Regions from separate parts of the Homo sapiens genome. Here regions 2 and 3 are each linked to region 1. The links are chromatin contacts, found by Hi-C or POLR2A ChIA-PET in ENCODE. All regions are on one chromosome and are shown on one strand. Each heading gives the region's core, a stretch centred on a gene start or an enhancer-like site at or near the end of the contact. The rest is flanking DNA. Distances are from core to core; before and after follow the strand shown.

What was found. A loop is a pair of places that touch in the nucleus more often than their neighbours do. ChIA-PET counts read pairs that join two places held with the same protein, here RNA polymerase II (POLR2A). Pooled maps may share reads with other maps.
Region 2: a map with no recorded cell type shows a loop between it and region 1 (8-fold over the local background). The contact joins the promoter of TAF13 here to the promoter of GPSM2 in region 1. A Hi-C loop is called at or near these places in 1 of 37 single-sample maps with no recorded cell type and 7 of 50 pooled maps. POLR2A ChIA-PET finds 5 or more read pairs at or near these places in 4 of 52 experiments (GM12878, activated B cell, activated CD4-positive, alpha-beta T cell and 1 more).
Region 3: a loop to region 1 is called in a map of B cell, with 9 times the contacts of the local background. The contact joins the promoter of HENMT1 here to the promoter of GPSM2 in region 1. A Hi-C loop is called at or near these places in 1 of 168 maps with a recorded cell type or tissue (B cell), 2 of 37 single-sample maps with no recorded cell type and 7 of 50 pooled maps. POLR2A ChIA-PET finds 5 or more read pairs at or near these places in 4 of 52 experiments (B cell, OCI-LY7, activated CD4-positive, alpha-beta memory T cell and 1 more).

Annotation. Positions count from the first base shown.
Region 1 is chr1:108,874,492-108,879,004 of GRCh38, reverse strand. It overlaps GPSM2 (G protein signaling modulator 2), which reads right to left and starts at 2,020. Exons shown (of 15, transcript NM_013296.5): 1 at 1,777-2,020. RefSeq lists silencers at 1,625-1,694, 1,785-2,184 and an enhancer at 2,265-2,364.
Region 2 is chr1:109,073,752-109,078,181 of GRCh38, reverse strand. TAF13 (TATA-box binding protein associated factor 13) reads left to right here and starts at 2,179. Exons shown (of 4, transcript NM_005645.4): 1 at 2,179-2,261; 2 at 3,117-3,195. The coding sequence starts at 2,235. RefSeq lists enhancers at 1,922-2,171, 2,272-2,331, 2,936-3,922.
Region 3 is chr1:108,659,235-108,663,899 of GRCh38, reverse strand. It overlaps HENMT1 (HEN methyltransferase 1), which reads left to right and starts at 2,807. Exons shown (of 8, transcript NM_001102592.2): 1 at 2,807-2,937; 2 at 3,938-4,036. The coding sequence starts at 4,016. RefSeq lists enhancers at 1,910-2,498, 2,499-3,088 and a silencer at 2,674-2,843.

The sequences.
Region 1 (4,513 bases), core at 771-3,270:
TCCCTACAAATGGAATCCAGAGACACAGCAGAGATTTAAACAGACACACAGAAGCAATACAGCATGTGCTTTGGGATCAGGCCATGATTTGAATCTCGGCACAGTGACTTATTAGTTATATGATCTTACGCTAAACTCTCAGTTGGTGTGGGCATAATGACACTTACCTAAAATGTGCTGTGATAATTACAGACATGATTTATAAAGCACCTGACCCAGCACCTGGCTCTGATACATAACAAAAGTACTCAACATAGTGCTGTAGTAATAACAGTAACTGTTATTATAAAATAGACATATTTAATATATATTCAAATAAATTTAGAATAACCTAAATCTATGTCAGATTTTCCATTTTAAAATTCCAGAGAACTAATTACAAATTTCTAAAGATAGATCTTAGAAATATTTTATGTTTATGAAAAGGTCATTTTTAAAACTACTATATCTTATCACTGTTTTAATTAGTCTAGTAAGCAAGTCTCAGATCTATATTAAAATATGTTTGTAACACCGAATATCTGATTTAAGAATGTAAGAAAATACAATTAAACTGCTTATCTGGCCAGAGAGGATTTTGGAGACATGCCTCTACAACAACATCACACAACTTTTTACTTTGAAACCGCTCCAATACTTAAATTATAAGTAATAGCCTGGGAAATAGCTTGCGAAAACGACTCCGTGGTAGTTGTAAAGAGAAGTAGGTGTGAGACCACCCCTAATCCCTGAGGCCCCCCTCTCCTTACACACACCATGTCAACCAACAGTGATCTACCCTTTTTAATGTTGTTTATTCACTTCTAAACAATCAACTAAAGCTGCTCCTGAATAGTGAGAACCCAATCAAAAGTGGTATTTATCAGAAGCAATCACACCGGCTATTATCAGGCCAGAAATCTTCGGTACACCCTTCTAAAGTGGCAGCTTGAAAACTCAGCTCTGTTGGTCCTGCTGACTTCCAACACACCCCACGAACGCTCCAATGCAAACCCGATAGAAAGGAAAGCCAAGAACCTACTTCGTTTAATTCTACGGTGTGGTTAAATTATGCATTAAGGCCAATAAAATTTCCATCCTTACTCGTTTTCTTTAACAGAGTTCAAATGCTACTAGTTCAAATGCTCTAACTGGTTACTATTAAAACAAGGAAATTACAGATTTTTTTTTATTCGAAGGTATTCTATAGATTTCAGGAAAGAGTTTTCTTAACGTTTTATGTTTACTTACTCTTTTTGCAGCAACTACCAATTTCTATGGTAAATCGACCAGTTGGTGCCCAAAAGTTCACTAATTTAAGCACGGTCAAGGCAGGTATTTGCCATAAACTGCCTGGTTTAGGTAGGACGCGCCCGACTCCAAGTGATTGCAATCAGCCTCGGAATGAATTCCACGGGGATTCGGGCTTTGATTCACAATTTGTTACTCACATTCAGAGTGGTAAGAAGTCGCTGGACTCTAGTATAGTTTTTATCTTAAAAAAAAAAAAAGACTCAGGAGTGAGGCTCTTAACGCTTTACTCTCATTTGAAGACCTTCCGACAAAAAAGCAGCAACTCCTCAAGCCGAGTTTCTGGTTTCTTGAGCATCGACGCCGCGTCCCCGCAGCGCCCACAGGTCCCGCAAGCCCCCAGCCCGCCTCCTGCCCAAAACAAAGGACGTCACCCCCAGACCTCTGGACACAGAAGCCCCACACGCACGCACACGCACCCCTCCCTGTCACCTCCCTCCGAGAGCCCCTCAAACGCCTCAGAACCCGCGTCGCGGAAGCGCTCACCTCCCGCGGGCGGGCGGGTCCCGGGTACGCGGTGAAGGTGCAGCGGCGGCCGCCTCGGGCGACAGACGGGTGGTCACGGCCCCTCCCCAAGGCAGGGGCACCGCAGGAGGCCGGCGCGCCCCCTGCTCCCGCCCCCGGCAGGTCACGTGGGCCAGAGCTCGTAGCGCCCCTCGCTTTCCCGGAGCGTCCCTCCGCCACCTAGGGGTCCCGCCGCTCCGCCGGTCTCAACACCGCCCTCCTCTGCGCCTGCGCCCCGGCTCCAGGCGCTCTCATTCAAACCGACAACGCCCCGCGTCTTTCGGACCGGCCAATGGCGGGCGGCGCAGCGGGGCGGGGCGGGGCGCTGGTTGCCCCCCTCTTCGCAGTCCTGGGGAACCGTCTGCGTGTCAAGGTGACAGGGGGCTTGGGAGCTTGGTCCTCCTCTGCTCCGGGACGTGTCCTCAACCCTCAGACTGAAGTTTCTTTCCTGTCCTCTTCTTTCTTCTTCAGACACTAAAAAGTAGAGCAATAAATATTGTCTAGAGTTGGCCGGGCGCTGTGACGGACGGCTATAATCCCAGCACTTTGGGAGGCCGAGGCGGGCGGATCACCTGAGGTCGGGAGTTCGAGACCAGCCTGACCAACATGGAGAAACCCCGTCTCTACTAAAAATACAAAATTAGCTGGGAGTGGTGGCGCATGCCTTTAATCCCAGCTACTCAGGAGGCTGAGGCAGGAGAATCGCTTGAATCCGGGAGGCGGAGGTTGCCGTGAGTGGAGATCGCACCATTGCACTCCAGCCTGGGCAACAAGAGCGAAATTCCATCTCAAAAACAAAACAAAACAAACAAACAAAAAACATCGTACAGAGTTCAGATAGAGGCTGGCCTAGATCCCTTTAAAAAAGGAGCGCAAAACCAGCGCCGCCTTTTTGGAAGACTTGGTGCTGCGCTACAGAATGAGTGTCCCAAGCGGCAGATGCGGGATATAGAAGAAAAAGAGGCCTCTGTGGAAGGAACAGAGGGACCGTGTGAAAGTCTGAACAAGGCAGCCTCAGTTCTTGAGGCTGTGCCCAACCCTGGCGTTTCCAGCTGTTGGAAAAGCAAACTTCTGTTGACTACAGAATCGCTGGTTCCCAGGAAAATTGGGTGGCAGTTTTACTCAGTTTCACTCAGTTTCAGCGCCTACATTCTAAAGACACTGGGAAGAATAAGTTTTATTTCCATTCACCTCTCCTCCATGTCAAGGTGACCCCAAAATAGTAGTCACCTTATAGTTTGTTCTTCACAAAATACCGGCCGGGCGCGGTGGTTCACATCTGTAATACCAGCAACTTTGGGAGGCCGAGGCGGGGGGATCACCTGAGTTGGAGACCAGCCTGGTCAAAATGGTGAAACCCCGTCTCTACTAAAAATACAAAAATTAGCCGTGCCTGGTGGTGGGCGCCTGCAATCCCAGCTATTCGGGAGGCTGAGGCAGGAGAATTGCTTGAACCCAGGAGGCGGAGGTTGCAGTGAGCCGAGATCGCGCCACTGCACTCCAGCCTCGGCGACAGAGCGAGACTCCGTCTCAAACAACAACAAAAACCAAAATACCAAGACCAGAGTCTCTCTGGGGTAAAGCATCTGATGAATTTACTTAGATTATTTTTCAAATAGATATTTCTCTTCTGAAATGAAGTTTAAATGTTTCTACAGGGTAAAGGCTATGTTAAAGAAAACTCCGGGTTCAGTATCTCCGTGAATGATGGCCATAACCAGTGATCCAAGCAACATTTCCCATTAGGTGCATGTTATGGCAAATTGCTTAAAGGAACAGCTTTATCATCAAACTAGACCTGGGTTTGAGTTCCAATTCTGCTACTTACTTGCTGATTGACCTTGAATGAGTTATCTTCTTTAGTCTTAGTTTCCCCACCTGTAAAACATAATAAAGCCTCTTCTAATAAGGGTTGCTATGATGCTTCTGTGAGGTAAGGTTGTTAAGTGGTTGACATAGGGCCTGACACATAGAAACTGCTCCATACTTGATACCTATTATCGTTACAACCATCTTTAATATCAGGTTCTTGTAAATAACAATGGAATTGGTTGGCTGTACTGTTTCAGAGGTAGGTATTAATTCCTTCTTAATTATAAATTCTTTTAAAGTATGGATACTGTGAAAGCCACAAAGGAAATTTTATATATATAGAGAGAGAGACAGGACCTCCCTCTGTCACCCAGGCTGGAGATCACTGCACAGCAGCCTCAACCTCCCAGGGCCAAGTGATCCTCCGATCTCACCCCTCCCCTACACCCCAGTAGCTGGGACCACAGGAGCTTGACACTATGTCTGGCTATTTTTATTTTTTCAGTAGAGAAAAGGTCTCACTATGTTGCCCAGGCTGGTCTTGAACTCCTGGGCTCAAAGGATCCTCCTGCCTTGGCCTCCCAAAGTGCTGAGATTATAGGCATGAGCCCCCTCACCCAGCCAGAAGTACAACATTACATTCAACATGTCCAGAATTATTTACCCCCTGCAAATCTTCTCTTACATATGTGATTTCTATCTCTGATATTAGTTACTTCCATCTTCCTAATCACTCAAATTGAAAAATATCTTTTAAATGGCATAAGTCAGATTATGTCACTCTCGTACTCGTAAACCTTTAGTGATTTCCCATTTAATTTAAAATAAAATCCAAACTTCCTGTGGGGGAAAAGGCCTTAAGCCATCTTGCCCCTGCCAATTTCTCTCTTCTCTCCTATTTTTTCCT
Region 2 (4,430 bases), core at 930-3,429, 200 kb before region 1:
AATATATAAATACTCAGGTATGATGGCACTAGGGGGGGATAATGAAGATTTCAGATGCTTCTACCTATATGTAGAATTGCTTTGAATGCAGACTGATTTGGGTGAGTATTGTCGACCTAAAAGGAAGAAGCTGAGGCAAAATTAATATAAATAGAGAGTTTATTTGGGCCAAACTTGAGGATTACAACTCAGCAGCATAAAGTTGCCTAGAATATACACTCTAAGATTAGCAGCAGGTACAAGTGGATTTTTAAAGGAAAAGAATGAGGACAGGGAGTGGGCTGATACAAAGTTGTCTTTAAGGAGTTCTCATTGGTTCACAAAAATAACATTGATTAGTAATTGGCTAAACATTATCAAGCTATAGGGTGTGCGATATGGTGTCTGATGGGGCATAATTAGGCTAATTTATAACTAATACTTGTGGCAATAGCAAGCGGTTTTAAGACATAAATACATAGCTCAAAAGGGGGCAAGCAGGATGTGATTGCCTCTCATTTTAATGCCTCTTTGGGCCTAATAATTTAACTCACATTCCTCAAATCAAAGTTATTTTTTCATTATTCACTATTCAAATTATTACAAGTGATGTTGCTTTTGGTGACGTTATTTCTTGAAATGGTACACAGCTCTTAATGAATTCCAGACCAAACAAAATACAATTACTATTCAATTTTGGGGTAATAACATTCCTAGAAACTTCAACGTACATTAAAAGTGTGGGAAAATGCTTTGTGTTTATTTTTTTAATTTTTATTTTTTGAGGTGGAGTCCCGCTCTGTCACCAGGCTGGAGTGCAGTGGCACAATCCCGGCTCACTGCAACCTCTGCCTCCCGGGTTCAAGCGATTCTCCTGCCTCAGCCTCCCGAGTAGCTGGGATTACAGGCGTGCGCCACTACGCCCAGCTAATTTTTGTACTTTTAATAGAGACGGGGTTTCATCATGTTGGCCAGGATGGTCTTGATCTCCTGACTTTGTGATCCGCCCACCTCGGCCTCCCAAAGTGCTGGGATTACAGGCGTGAGCCACTGCGCCCGGCCGCTTTGTGTTTATTAACAAAGATAGGTTCAACTCTCAGATAATTAGTTTTCACTCACCGAATGTTCAGCAGGACATTCAGAAATCGTGTGTATTACGGGATTTTCTTTATGTAGCATCATCTGTTACACTGTAGGGACATTTATATTATATCCCTAGCTCTGGCCTTCCGATGCCTGTGGTTTTGCCAGCCATTGTTCTGACCAAAAGCCTTCCCCGGTGGACACGGTGGCTCACACTTGTAATCCCAGCACTTTGGGAGGCAGAGCGGGGCAGATCGCTTGAGGCCATGAGTTCCAGACCAGCCTGGGCAATGTGGGGAAACCCCATCTCTACTAAAAATACAAAAATTAGCTGGGCATTGGTGGTGTGCGCCTGTAATCCCAGCTACTTGGAGGCTGAGGTGGGAGGATGGCTTGAGCCCAGCAGGTCTAGGCTGCAGTGAACCCTGATTGCGCCACTTCACTCCATCCCGGGGGACAGTGAGGTTGTGTCTCAAAAAAACAAAAATAAGGCCGGGCATGGTGGCGCACGCCTGTAATCCCAGCTACTCGGGAGGCTGAGGAAGGAGAATCACTTGAGCCCGGGAGGCAGAGGTTGCAGTGGGCCGGGATCGCGCCACTGCACACTTCAGCCTGGGCGACAGAGTGAGACTTCGTCTCAAAAAAAAAAAAAAAAAAAATCAAAAAACCTTCACAAAATTTTAAATGCTTAGTCTCGGGACACCATCTCTTGGAAATTTGTGATGAAGCACAGTATCCCCAATAATTAACACAGTGCTTAGAAACAGTGGAACTACAAATCTTTAAAATGATTTAAAAGCATATTTGTCTGATAAAGGACTGCTGGCTTGCCCTCCTATGATCCATAGCTTCGCAGTCCCCAAACAAGAAGCTGTGATTCAATACGCAGTAGCAAATTCAGGGTGACAACGAGATACTCGCGACCTAGCCCGTGATTTCCTTTTCTTTGTTAGTTTTCAATTCCTTCGGGATTACAGGGAGGCGCTCCGGCCTCCTCCCTTAGAGACTGTCGCATTTCCGCCGCTAGGCCGGAAAGCACCACCGTCCTCCCGCAGGCCGCAGAGGGCTAGGCCCAGCTACGGCCCCGCGCGTCACCGGAAGTGAGGCGGCGGAAGTAGTGTAACCAGCTGGGAGCCAGCCGGCAGGACGCTGTGAGTTGGCGTGCTAGTGGGATGGCAGATGAGGAAGAAGACCCCACGGTGAGTGACCGTCTCTGTCCAAAACCTGTCTTTTCTTCACTCCTTCGGGCTCAGTAGCGGAGGCAGAGTTCAGGATCGGGTCTGCTTGCCTTAGTGAATTCAGCGGACAGAGTTCGGGGACTTCACGCCCTAAGGATTGATCATTTTAGAAAGTGGGGAAGGACATGAAGGAAGAGTAGGTTTTGTGACCCCTTTCCCCTTGATTTTGGTCTGTATTTGCCAGACACTGAAACACGTACAGAATCATCAGAGATCAAAACTAACATCTATTAGCGCGCACTATGAGCCAACAGTTCAATTGTTAACAAAACTGTACTTACTGTGAAGTAATGGGAAAAGAATGCATTGAAAGTCAGACAGCCTGGATTTCAAAATTTCCATTCTCTCTGAGCAAGTTATTTAACTTTGAACATCAGTTTTCTTTTTATAAAATAGGGTTACGGGCTTACTTAAGGAACGTTTTTAGCACTGTATAAGCAAATGCATAGGAAATATTAGTTTTGCTTACTACAAAGTCTACAAAGGTAGACTTTGATTCAGTATCAACTGTTTAACAGTAACAGTAGTAATAGGCCACCTTAGTTGTTTAAAAATAAAACTTATGGTCATTGGAACTCTTACAAGTAGAAGCAGTAGGATTATTAGTTAGGAACATTGTAGAAGCCATTTTTGCATGAGTTGGAAGTTGGACTAGATACATAGGCTCCTTCAATGCTAAGGTTTCGTGGTTTTTTTTTTTGCTGCTTCCTTTGGCTTTCTGGCCTATCTGTTGAAAAGGAAAAAAAAATGTCATTATTAAAATATCAAATGCAAGGCAATTATTTGACATTTCTATATATACATTTTAACTTCTAGTTTGAGGAAGAAAATGAAGAAATTGGAGGAGGTGCAGAAGGTGGACAGGGTAAAAGAAAGAGACTTTTTTCTAAAGAATGTAAGTAGTATTTGACAATGATTTTGTTATAGATGATGAAAACTTTTGGACATGTCCTTTCAAAGTAGCTTTATTGCTTTGAATGTTTCCCTGTAGGGATAATATTCTCAGACTAGCCTATCAAATTCTGTTTAACTTTTGAATCAGATAGTACCAATCCTAACCCCAATTGTGTGTGTGTGTATAAATTGCTTTTTTTTTTTTTTTGAGACGGAGTCTCGCTCTGTCGCCCAGGCTGGAGTGCAGTGGCGCAATCTCTGCTCACTGCAAGCTCCGCCTCCCGGGTTCATGCCATTCTCCTGCCTCAGCCTCCTGAGTAGCTGGGACTACTGGCGCCGGCCACCACGCCCACCTAATTTTTTTTGTGTGTTTTTATTTTGCTTTATTTTATTTTTTTAATTTTTTTAGTATTTATTGATCATTCTTGGGTGTTTCTCAGAGAGGGGTATTTGGCGGGGTCATAGGACAATAGTGGAGAGAAGGTCAGCAGATAAACATGTGAACAAGGGTCTCTGGTTTTCCTAGGCAGAGGACCCTGCGGCCTTCCTCAGTGTTTTGTGTCCCTGGGTACTTGAGATTAGGGAGTGGTGATGACTCTTAACGAGCATGCTGCCTTCAAGCATCTGTTTAACAAAGCACATCTTGCACCGCCCTTAATCCATTTAACCCTGAGGGGACACAGCACATGTTTCAGAGAGCACGGGGTTGGGGGTAAGGTTATAGATTAATAGCATCCCAAGGCAGAAGAATTTTTCTTAGTACAGAACAAAATGGAGTCTCCTATGTCTACTTCTTTCTACACAGACACAGTAACAATCTGATCTCTCTTTCTTTTCCCCACATTTCCCCGTTTTCTATTCGACAAAACCGCCATCGTCATCATGGCCCGTTCTCAATGAACTGTTGGGTACACCTCCCAGACAGGGTGGCGGCAGGGCAGAGGGGCTCCTTACTTCCCAGATGCGGGCGGCCTGGCGGAGGCGCTCCTCAGTTCCCAGACGGGGTCGTGGCCGGGCAGAGGCGCTCCTCACCTCCCAGACGGGGTGGCGGCCGGGCAGCGGTGCTCCTCACCTCCCAGACGGAGTAGCGGCCGAGCAGAGGCGCTCCTCACATCCCAGACGGGGCGGCCGGGCAGAGGTGCTTCCCCACATCCCAGGGGATGGGCAGCCAGGCAGAGACGCTCCTCAATTCCTAGACGGGGTGGCAGCCGGGCAGAGGCTGCAATCTCAGCACTT
Region 3 (4,665 bases), core at 1,558-4,057, 220 kb after region 1:
CTCAGCCTCCTGAGTACCTAGGAGTACAGGTGCCCGCCAGCATGGCCAGATAATGTTTTTTTTCTTTGTAGAGACAGGTCTCGCTATGTTGCCCAGGCTGGTTTTGAACTCCTAGCCTCAAGCCATCCTCCTGCCTCAGCCTCCCAAACTGCTGGGATTACAGTCATGAGCCACCTCACTCAGCCCAGGATAACTCTTGATTACCTATTGTGTGCCAGACACCTACACCTGCTGGACTGTAAAAGCTATGAAAGGATCTTTATCTGTCTTTTAAATTCAAACAAGTACTTGATCCATAATAAATACTCTATACACATTTACCAAATAAGTAATCATTTCTCATTTTTTAACTTAAAAAAACCCCCTAACACTCAGAGAGGATGCAACTTCCAAAGGTTATGCAGTAATAGTAAAATCTGGATTTAAGGCCTATTTGACTTAAAATCCACTCTAAAAGACGTTACATGGTCTATAACTCAGTAGGACTTACCTTGTGTACGAAGGAAAGATGAGTTATAATGACAAAATGAGATGACAAGGCTAAGCTATTAGCTGTGGGAAGGAACAGATGGTAGATGACAGCTTGAAGAAGTCAAAATTTGGTGATTGTCCAAGTGTGGGAAGGACAAAAATGGACAGAGCCAAGGATGATTTTTCAGACTCTAATAAGAGTAGGAGGCCAGGAGAATGATGAAATAGGCAAATTTGGAGAGGGAATGGACATGAGGAGCTCAAGTTCATAAATGGGCTAACCAGCAGGGGAGGCAAAAACCCTAGATCCAGGAATGCTGTATAGATGATAGCTTTTATGTTTTCCTTAAAATTTTTGAAACTGTGGTAAATATACATAAAACCACTTTAACAATTTTTAAGTTCAGTGGCATTCAGTGCAACCATCCTATCTACAAAACTTTTCCATCACCCATTAAACAACTCTCAATTCCCTCCTCCTCTCAGCCCGTAGCAACCACCATTCTACTTTGTCTCTATGAATTTGGCTACTCTAGGTACCTGATATAAATTGAATCATGCAGTATTTGTCCTTCCGTGACTGATTATATATCACTCAGCATATCATCATCAAGATTCATCCATGTGGCAGCAAATGTCAGAATTTCACTCCTTTTAAAGGTTGATTTTCCTGAAACTCTGATTGGAAAAATAAAGGCTGAATATTCCATTGTATGTATATCACATTTTGTTTATTCATCCTTTAATGGACATTTGGGTTGTTTCCACATTTTGGCTACTGTGAATAATGCTGTTACGAACTTTGGTGTACAAATACCTGTTTGAATTCCTGCTTTGAGTATATACCCAGAAGTGAATTTATTATTTAAACATTCTATTTTAAATTACATCCTGTAGTAAGGTGTACACTCCTTTAATGAAGTCTGCTAAAACTAGTTTCCCCAAGTCAACAGGAACCTCTCAAACTGTAATGTGAAATTATCACTGAGTGTTTTTTCTTTTTAGACATGGTCTGGTTCTGTCGCCCAGACTGGAGTGCAGTGGTGCAATCATAGCTCACTGCAGGCTCAGATTCCTGGGGTCAAGTGATCCTCCGGCCTCAGCCTCCCAAACAGTTGGGACCACAGGCAGGCACCACCATGCCCAGCTAATTTCTTTTTTTTTTTGGTAGAGACGGGGTCTCACACTCCGGGGCTCAAGTGATCCCCCAAAGTGCTGGGATTACAGGCGGAAGCCACGGTGCCGGGCCTTATGATTGAATTTTTGAAGCTTATTGTTAGTTATGTACTTCTTTACCTATGACACTAGACTCCCCAAAATGCCAAAAACAAGATTGGTGTAATTTATCATTGTGGTACCCTTAAGCTGTCAGCATAGTGCTTTGCATACAGCAGGCGTTAAATGTTTGAAAATACAGTTCCAATATATCATTTGTGGCATATTAATAGGCTATTAATTCAGTAGCAAAAACACCAGCTTTTGCATCTTTCAAAATATAAGTCAATCTTTTTTCCCTAAAGAAGGCAGCTTCGTCCCTCCCCTCACCCCCCTAATACTCTTCCATCATATACAGGAAAGAAAGTACTTATATATATTAAGTGGAGTCTCCAGAGGGAAGGATGGCAGGATACAATAACTTTTCCAAGAGATCAACAGTTCTATCCACAACACTCGGGGAAAACTATTTCGGGGGTCGGGTGGCGGTGGAGAGGGGGCGTTGGGAGCGGAAAGAACGTTTTTCTGAACGCAGGTGTCACTGGGCCAACTTCACCCAGCCTACATTCCTTTAAGGCCCCCGTGGACTGCTCTGGGATGAAAGCGGAGGCTGACTGGGACTCCAGCCGCCGGCCGCCTCGCGTGGAGCCTTGCTGCTCCTCTTGCCGCCTTCCGCTGGCCAGGACCGTTTTTAGGCCTTTGCCACGCCTCGGGAGCGCCACGAACTCAACAGCCGCCCAAGCCGCCTTCCGGCTCGCGGTCTGCGGACGCGCTCGGAGTTGGGGGCCTTCGCCAACAGCTGCCGTACCGTGCCGCGTCGCAGCCGCACGCTAGCGGGGTCAACGGCGCGGCAGGCGCAGGGGTCCTCGCCAAGGTTCGGAAGAGGACCTTGAAAATGGCTTCTGGGCATGCGCCACAGCGGCCGTTACGAGACGCAAAACCGACGCCTTGGAACTGAGAGCCTAGAGGGACGGAGCTCGGCGCACCATGAGGCTCCCGGGGCCCAAGGCCGACCGTGAGAGCGCACGAGGTTGGCGAGCCCCGCGGGGAGGCCGAGGCGCGGGTGCGGGCGCCGGCGTAGCCGCGGCGGTAGCGTCACGCAGCGAGGCCGTGCGTGCGCGGGCGTCAGGGCGGCGCTGAGTTGAGGACGCTGGCGGCTCCGCGACGAGCTTTGTTTTTTCGGTTGGGCATGCTGCTTACCGCAGGATGATGGAAGCGACGGCCCGTACAAAGACAGAAGCGTTGGTTTCAGTGAGCAGGGTTTCTTTTTCTTTTTCTTTTTTTTTTTTTGAGACGGAGTCTCGCTCTGTCGCCCAGGCTGGAGTGCAGTGGCGGGATCTCGGCTCACTGCAAGCTCCGCCTCCCGGGTTCATGCCATTCTCCTGCCTCAGCCTCCCAAGTAGCTGGGACTACAGGCGCCCGCCACTACGCCCGGCTAATTTTTTGTATTTTTAGTAGAGACGGGGTTTCACCGTTTTAGCCGGGATGGTCTCGATCTCCTGACCTCGTGATCCGCCCGCCTCGGCCTCCCAAAGTGCTGGGATTACAGGCGTGAGCCACCGCGCCCGGCCAGGGTTTCTTAATACAAGTTGGTGACTAACATGTTGCCTAGATTCCAGATTAAAGTCTAGTTGTTGGAGACACATGTGCAATAGAGAACTAAAATTTAAATTCAAGTTCGTGAGTGAATTGAATAGATGTTGGAGCATCTCTAGTTTATCAAGGACACTTTTTTTCCCCCTCGAAATTTCATTTTGACGATGTGTGGAAAAATTTTTGAAAAAATTTGAAGTTGAGGGTCTTAGCAATGAAATGGGCAGAACTCCTAAGATTGCTCCGTTTGTATCTAGTTGAACTATTCATGATAGTAAAGGGAAAGGATGGCTGTTTTCGCTCTTAGTAGGGTTTGACGTAGTGAAAAGTTACGCTTTCTGAGCCTGTTTGCGAATGTCTGAAAAAATACTGGATACATTCTGTGGATTAAATGGTAGTCCACATTTAATCCACAGATTGGCTATTGTGAATAATGCTATGAACTTCGGTGTATAAATATCTGTTCGAGTCCTGCTTTCGTGTTTTTTTTTTTTTTTTTGAGTACTCAGAGGTGAATTCATTATTTACTTTTAAGCGTTCTATTTAAATTATATACTGTAGTAAGGAGTAAGAAAGAGGCTTTCGTTCTTCCCTTCTGAACTAGGCAGCTATTTCTTTCAGGTATCGCTTTACAAAAACGGTTTTGTATTTATTACAGCTGAGTCAGTGCTGATTCTCTCAAATAGAGCTTGAAGGATAAATCTTCATTTTTGTTTCAACAAAACTTCGAAACAAAATGGAAGAAAATAATCTACAGGTAATGCCACCCTTCTTAGCTGCGTCTTTGACTCTTAAGAATTATCACCTGGATGTATTGTGAGATAATTGCAAACAAAATTGATCACATTTAGGTCCTAGCATTTCCCGGGGTGTTGGTTGAGGTAAACAAGGGTATACATAGATGAAAGAGTCACATTTGGTGTATGTAAGTAAAATAAATGTTTTTACTTTTATCACTAGGTGTTAAAGTAGCAAAATCTATTTTAAAAACACTCTAAGTAGTGTTCCCCAATGTGGTTGTGTATATGGATCACCTGGGGATTTTGTTAAGTTGCAGATTCTGTTTAAGGAGGTCTAGGGTGAGGCCCAAGCTTTTGTGTTTCTAAAGTTTCTAGGTGAAGATGCCACTGGTTTGGAAACCACATTGGGAGTACCTAGGGTGTAGCTCCCTGCTGTCCAGTAGCTACACATGGCAAGTGGGCACTTGAAATGTGGCTAGTGGAATTGAGGAACCGAACTTTAATTTTTTTTTTTTTTAAGACAGGGTCTTGCTCTGTTGCCCAGGCTGGAATGCACTTGCCCAGTCACGGTTAACTGCAACGCTGACCACCTGGGCTCATAACTTCATTTTTAATTTTAAGTTTAAAATTGGATATTTGATTACAT